Regions from separate parts of the Homo sapiens genome. Here region 2 is linked to region 1. A link is a contact called in ENCODE Hi-C data. All regions are on one chromosome and are shown on one strand. The core of a region is the stretch at or near the end of the contact, and the rest is flanking DNA. Distances in the headings are between cores, read along the strand shown.

Evidence for each region. Hi-C counts contacts between places; a loop is a spot of excess contacts on that map. Pooled maps may share reads with other maps.
Region 2: a pooled map shows a loop between it and region 1 (5-fold over the local background). The contact joins the promoter of PIGW here to the promoter of CCL3 in region 1. A Hi-C loop is called at or near these places in 5 of 37 single-sample maps with no recorded cell type and 4 of 50 pooled maps.

What each region holds. Positions count from the first base shown.
Region 1 is chr17:36,088,348-36,091,776 of GRCh38, reverse strand. CCL3 (C-C motif chemokine ligand 3) reads left to right here and starts at 1,634. Exons shown (of 3, transcript NM_002983.3): 1 at 1,634-1,791; 2 at 2,480-2,594; 3 at 3,015-3,429. The coding sequence starts at 1,719. The coding sequence ends at 3,105. It overlaps CCL3-AS1 (CCL3 antisense RNA 1), which reads right to left. Exons shown (of 3, transcript NR_186417.1): 3 at 1,915-2,231.
Region 2 is chr17:36,533,424-36,536,852 of GRCh38, reverse strand. It overlaps PIGW (phosphatidylinositol glycan anchor biosynthesis class W), which reads right to left and starts at 1,866. Exons shown (of 2, transcript NM_001346754.2): 1 at 1,261-1,866. MYO19 (myosin XIX) reads left to right here and starts at 1,985. Exons shown (of 26, transcript NM_001163735.2): 1 at 1,985-2,092; 2 at 2,749-2,900. RefSeq lists an enhancer at 2,619-3,294.

The DNA of each region.
Region 1 (3,429 bases), core at 385-2,884:
CTACTAGGAGTCCTAGCACTTTCGGCTAAATGCTACAATTACCTGTTCATACACTCTACCTGCCCCCACGAGATCAGGGGCATCTCAGAAACAAAGATCATTAAAACCAACTAAATCTATTTCTCATTATAAAATGAGGTATGCTGATTGATTGTGAAAGAATAAAATAACAAAGTATGGAAAAGAAAAAAAAGCATATAATCTGGCTGAGAAGGTAGAGACCCTTCCACACCACTGAAATTATGTATTGAAAAGAATAAGTAAAAAACTGCTTCAATTTGGCATGATTTATGTAAGTATAGTATAGGATCCTTAAAATGGTTCAAAGAAATGGGAAATCAAGACTTCATTTTGGCCAAAACCATTGAACAGAAACTTCAGCATATTTATCAATAATTTCTTTCAGATTAAACAACTGACAACAACCTATTTTTCAACCAGTGATGTTGGAAATGTTTTTTTAAAAATTAGTTTATAAATTTGTGGGCTGACCAAGAAGGTAATAAAGTCTAACTAAGTAAAATGAGAAAAATTCAGAAAAAGAAAAAAATAAGAAAATAAATCACCCAGGGACCTATCACACAAATATAAGAACTATTCATTCTTTAAGGCATGTATTTCCAAGCCTTTGTATTTTTTTCCATGCTTAGGGTTGGCAAGGAATATATATATATTTGTACAAATATATATGTGTATATGTACAAATACATGTATATATAGTACAAATATATATATATATTTGTACAATTCTTCAGACTTTGTAGAATTTGTATAATGTCGTATCTTGCTTTTTTTAACCACTGATGTTATAAGCATATTTATGCCACTTCATTCATTTTAGAGACTTAATAATAAATGATCTAGTGGATAATTTATCATTCCCTGATGGAGAAAAATTTAGCTTTGTTTATTTTAGAGTTATAAACGATGCTGGGTCAGGTATCTTTATGTTTGAAGATGGCTCCATATTTGGGTTGTTTCCACAGAACTCTTTCCTAGAAATGCTTTTTCTAGGTTAATGGCTACAGATATTTCTAGGCACCTGACATATTGACACCCACCTCTAAAGTATTTTTATGATCCACAACTAGCGTTTAACACAGCGCCCTAGTCACTACATGACTAATAAATAGACAAATGACTGAAACATGACCTCATGCTTTCTATTCCTCCAGCTTTCATTCAGTTCTTTGCCTCTGGGAGGAGGAAGGGTTGTGCAGCCCTCCACAGCATCAGCCCATCAACCCTATCCCTGTGGTTATAGCAGCTGAGGAAGCAGAATTGCAGCTCTGTGGGAAGGAATGGGGCTGGAGAGTTCATGCACAGACCAGTTCTTATGAGAAGGGACTGACTAAGAATAGCCTTGGGTTGACATATACCCCTCTTCACACTCACAGGAGAAACCATTTCCCTATGAAACTATAACAAGTCATGAGTTGAGAGCTGAGAGTTAGAGAATAGCTCAAAGATGCTATTCTTGGATATCCTGAGCCCCTGTGGTCACCAGGGACCCTGAGTTGTGCAACTTAGCATGACAGCATCACTACGCTTAAAAATTTCCCTCCTCACCCCCAGATTCCATTTCCCCATCCGCCAGGGCTGCCTATAAAGAGGAGAGCTGGTTTCAGACTTCAGAAGGACACGGGCAGCAGACAGTGGTCAGTCCTTTCTTGGCTCTGCTGACACTCGAGCCCACATTCCGTCACCTGCTCAGAATCATGCAGGTCTCCACTGCTGCCCTTGCTGTCCTCCTCTGCACCATGGCTCTCTGCAACCAGTTCTCTGCATCACGTGAGTCTGAGTTTCGTTGTGGGTATCACCACTCTCTGGCCATGGTTAGACCACATCAATCTTTTCTTGTGGCCTAAAAGCCCCCAAGAGAAAAGAGAACTTCTTAAAGGGCTGCCAAACATCTTGGTCTTTCTCTTTAAGACTTTTATTTTTATCTCTAGAAGGGGTCTTAGCCCCCTAGTCTCCAGGTATGAGAATCTAGGCAGGGGCAGGGGAGTTACAGTCCCTTTTACAGATAGAAAAACAGGGTTCGAAACGAATCAGTTAGCAAGAGGCAGAATCCAGGGCTGCTTACTTCCCAGTGGGGTATGTTGTTCACTCTCCAGCTCACTCTAGGTCTCCCAGGAGCTCTGTCCCTTGGATGTCTTATGAGAGATGTCCAAGGCTTCTCTTGGGTTGGGGTATGACTTCTTGAACCAGACAAAATTCCCTGAAGAGAACTGAGATAAGAGAACAGTCCGTTCAGGTATCTGGATCACACAGAGAAACAGAGAACCCACTATGAAGAGTCAAGGAGAAAGAAGGATACAGACAGAAACAAAGAGACATTTCTCAGCAAAAATGCCCAAATGCCTTCCAGTCACTTGGTCTGAGCAAGCCTGCCTTCCTCAACTGCTCGGGGATCAGAAGCTGCCTGGCCTTTTCTTCTGAGCTGTGACTCGGGCTCATTCTCTTCCTTTCTCCACAGTTGCTGCTGACACGCCGACCGCCTGCTGCTTCAGCTACACCTCCCGGCAGATTCCACAGAATTTCATAGCTGACTACTTTGAGACGAGCAGCCAGTGCTCCAAGCCCGGTGTCATGTAAGTGCCAGTCTTCCTGCTCACCTCTATGGAGGTAGGGAGGGTCAGGGTTGGGGCAGAGACAGGCCAGAAGGCTATCCTGGAAAGGCCCAGCCTTCAGGAGCCTATCGGGGATACAGGACGCAGGGCTCCGAGGTGTGACCTGACTTGGAGCTGGAGTGAGGCATGTGTTACAGAGTCAGGAAGGGCTGCCCCAGCCCAGAGGAAAGGGACAGGAAGAAGGAGGCAGCGGGACACTCTGAGGGCCACCCCTACTGAGTCACTGAGAGAAGCTCTCTAGACAGAGATAGGCAGGGGGCCCCTGAAAGAGGAGCAAGCCCTGAGCTGCCCAGGACAGAGAGCAGAATGGTGGGGCCATGGTGGGCCCAGGATTCCCCTGCTGGATTCCCCAGTGCTTAACTCTTCCTCCCTTCTCCACAGCTTCCTAACCAAGCGAAGCCGGCAGGTCTGTGCTGACCCCAGTGAGGAGTGGGTCCAGAAATATGTCAGCGACCTGGAGCTGAGTGCCTGAGGGGTCCAGAAGCTTCGAGGCCCAGCGACCTCGGTGGGCCCAGTGGGGAGGAGCAGGAGCCTGAGCCTTGGGAACATGCGTGTGACCTCCACAGCTACCTCTTCTATGGACTGGTTGTTGCCAAACAGCCACACTGTGGGACTCTTCTTAACTTAAATTTTAATTTATTTATACTATTTAGTTTTTGTAATTTATTTTCGATTTCACAGTGTGTTTGTGATTGTTTGCTCTGAGAGTTCCCCTGTCCCCTCCCCCTTCCCTCACACCGCGTCTGGTGACAACCGAGTGGCTGTCATCAGCCTGTGTAGGCAGTCATGGCACCAA
Region 2 (3,429 bases), core at 617-3,116, 440 kb before region 1:
CCCTGTACAAGACAGACTCACAAAGAAAGTGAATTTGGGGCCAGGCGTGGTGGCTCACACCTGTAATCCTAGCACTTCGGGAGGCCGAGGTGGGAGGATCACCTGAGGTCAGGAGTTCGAGACCAGCCTGGTCAACATGGTGAAAGCCCGTCTCTACTAAAAATACAAAAATTAGCCAGGCGTGATGGCACCCGCCTGTAATCCCAGCTACTTTAGAGGCTGAGGCAGGAGAATCGGTTGAACCGGGGAAGCAGAGGTTGGAGTGAGCCATTGCACTCCAGCCTGGGCCACAGAGTGAGACTCCATCTCAAAAAAAAAAAAAAAAAAAGGAAAAGAAAAAGCAAAGGAAAAGAGAGCGAATTTGGGATATAAACTCTGAGAATGGCATCATAGGCAGATGGGAATTTCTATTATGGAGCACAGTACGTATCATGAAGATTCTTTGATGCAAATTGAATAGGATTTACTAATGACCTTAAAGCAAATTCAAACGCTAGGGGCCAAGTACATTTTGAAGTTGGGGGCCTTGGTTCCAGTTCAGAGCCTCTCCAAACCTACTGCCTTGGTACAAAACGTGACCCCTGCAGTGATTTCTGGATCCCCAGGCTGCTCCTTTCCTCATTTACAGACAGCTATGTTTTCAGGTTAGGATGGAAGTAGGTACGGTGGGTGCATTAAGAATGGATGTATAGCACATACTAGTGTTAGTTGCTCTTTTATTAAGGGTTGTAAAACACCTCTGAATGCCACACATCATTGTCTGAAAAACGGCATACTGGAAGAACACATTTGTTGGTTAAACATGAACCTAGAGTTTCTAAATGTACCATGAGCTGAATAAGTAAGTGAATGCATGCGTGCATTATGGCCTGTCTGGAACCTGTGACAATATCTCACAGTAACCAACTCAAATCAGTTGACCATTAAAAATAAAAGTCCTAGCCGAGAGAAGTGGTTCATGCCTGCAATCCTAGCGCTTTGGGAGGAGAGAGGATCGCTTAAGGCCAGGAGTGAAAAAAAAAAAAAGAAAAATTAAAAATTAGCTGAGCGTGGTGGTGCGCGCCTGTAATGCCAGGCTGAGGCGGGAGGATCGCTTGAGCCCAGAGGTGGAAGGCAGCAGTGAGCCGAGATCGCGCCACTGCACTCCTACCTGGGCGACAGAGCGAGACTCCGTCTCTTAAAAAATAAACATAAAAATAAAAAGTCTTTTTCCTAACAGACGCCCGACCTGGCCGCGCCCTACCCGTATACCTCACGTACTCCAAATGGTGCCGGCGCCCCCAGCAGACGGTCTACGTGGGAAGGGCAGCCGGACTGCCGCTGCACCCGCCAAACCACGCGGGAACCAGCCGCTTCCGCCTCCCGCGCGGCACTTCCGGCCGACGCAGGCAGCTGGCACTTCCGGGCCGGCCGATTCCGCGCGTCTCCGCCCATCATGGCGCTCGTGCCAGTGTCCCGTGGGCTACCCACTCCTGTCATGTCCTTTGGGCTGGTGCAGGCCAGATCTTCTAGGGCCGTAGCCCTGAGAGGAGCGCCTGGAGAGGAAACGGCGCGCCATGCACCTCACACGGCCCCTCAGACCTCACGGCGAGGCCCTATCAGGGTAATGGTGTCCGCCGGCCTCGCACAACACTCCGCCGCACTCGCACAAGACTCCGCCGCGGCGACCTCTACTGAAAGACCCCCAGTCCTGGTGTCGCCCGAAGGCCCAGGAAACCGTGCTTCCGCGCTTCTCCCCCAGAACGTGGGAAGCTGCCGCTTTACCCTCATTTTACCCCAGGGTCGCAAAACATCTCACCGTAGTTGAAGCCAGCAAGCCGGACCAGGCGTCCCGGCCAAGCCACGTGCGCGCCCCGCGCCGCGAGTGCTCGCCCCGCCCCTAGGGAGGAGCCGGCCGACCCCCGGCCACTTAGCAGTGCCGCAGCCGACGGGGTGCGGTTCGGCGCTCCCAGGTTCCTTTCCTCACTGCACGCTCTTGCCCCTCCTCTTTTCTCTCCTGCCCGTGTTCTTCCCGCCGCCTGACCTGGCCCGCCCGCCTTTCCAGTCTGGCCGGGCGGGGGCCTGAAGCACGGCGGCTCGGGCCGTGGGACCGGTGAGTGTCAACCCGAACCTATATCTGAAGCCCTTCAGACGCGGAAGGGGCTTGGGAGGCCAGTTTGCCCCGCAGCGGTGAGGAAGAAGTAGGCGTCTCCACCTCCCCTTCCAAAGCGCCGTTTCCCTCCTTTTTGCCTTTTCCTTTTGACCCTCTTGTGTCTCACGAGGGGGTAGCCCAGCTCTTGGCTCTTGCTTGAAACAAGTCTTTCTTGATCACCCTCCACCTTTCCACCTGGCCGGCAGGGGGCGGCCTGGGGGGAGAGGGTCCTTGCTCCACTCTTCGCCCAGCTGAGGACCCCGGGAGGGGGCGGCTGGTCCCGGGAGGTGTCAGGGCAGCTGCGCCCTTGGCTGGGGTCACGTCCACCTTCCTGGGAAGGACATACTCTCCCCGTGCCAGGTGCTTCCGGAACGGCATCCCAGCCCTGGGTTTGCGGCACGACGCCCGGACCTTGAGTCCCCGGTTCCCGCCGGGAACCTGGGGGCGGAGCCAGCTGGACTGATGAGATCCTTACCCAGCGCTTCTCAGCGTCTGCCCTCCCACTGTCCTCCATGCCTAGAAAGAAACAGTCTGAGAAGGAGGGACTGGTGATCAGGTTGCCACTTGCCTTGATTCGGTGTTCCATTTACTCATTACCGTCTCCTTTCTGCCCACAGTGTTCACACCCTTTCCAGAAATTCTTGGCTGGTAACCGCGAAACCGACTGGAGCAGGAGCTGGGAGAACTGGAGAAAACTGCTCTAATCTCACTTGACTCCAGCTAGGAGCTGATGCTGCATCGTAATAACATTTGCAGAGCGCTTTCACAGGTATTAGCCCCTTTAACGCTTCATTTAGCCCCGTGAGATCTGGATATTATCACTCCGTTTTGTAAACGAGGAAACAGAGTGAGGCTTAGTTCTTGGGTTCTGTGCCAGGGGCCTTGGGTTTTGGATTCAAACCCCAAACCTGTTGTGCTGCCCCTCTGGACCTATTGCTTGAGATGAGTTCCCAGTTGAAAGAGCTTTGTTCTCTGGAGCCCTCTGCATGGCTGTCCCTTGGATGGGGTACAGTCAGTGTCCAGGGTCAGGATCTTTTAGGGCTGTAGCACCACACCTTAAGTGGTCCAGCACGGTCCTGATACCTGTTTCCGCCTCAATTGTCCTTTTTCCAGCTTCTATGGAAGTCCCTATCCCTGGGTTCTTTAAAGACTTGATGTATTCAGAGCCTCAAGAAAGTCTCCACCAGGGTTAATCCATTGCAGGCACGCTTCACCCTCAGCCTCATCTCTCCTTGCTAGGGGTGGTGCCAAGGCCTAGAAAATTCCAAGTCTGAGGGTCACTTAACCATTCTTCAAAG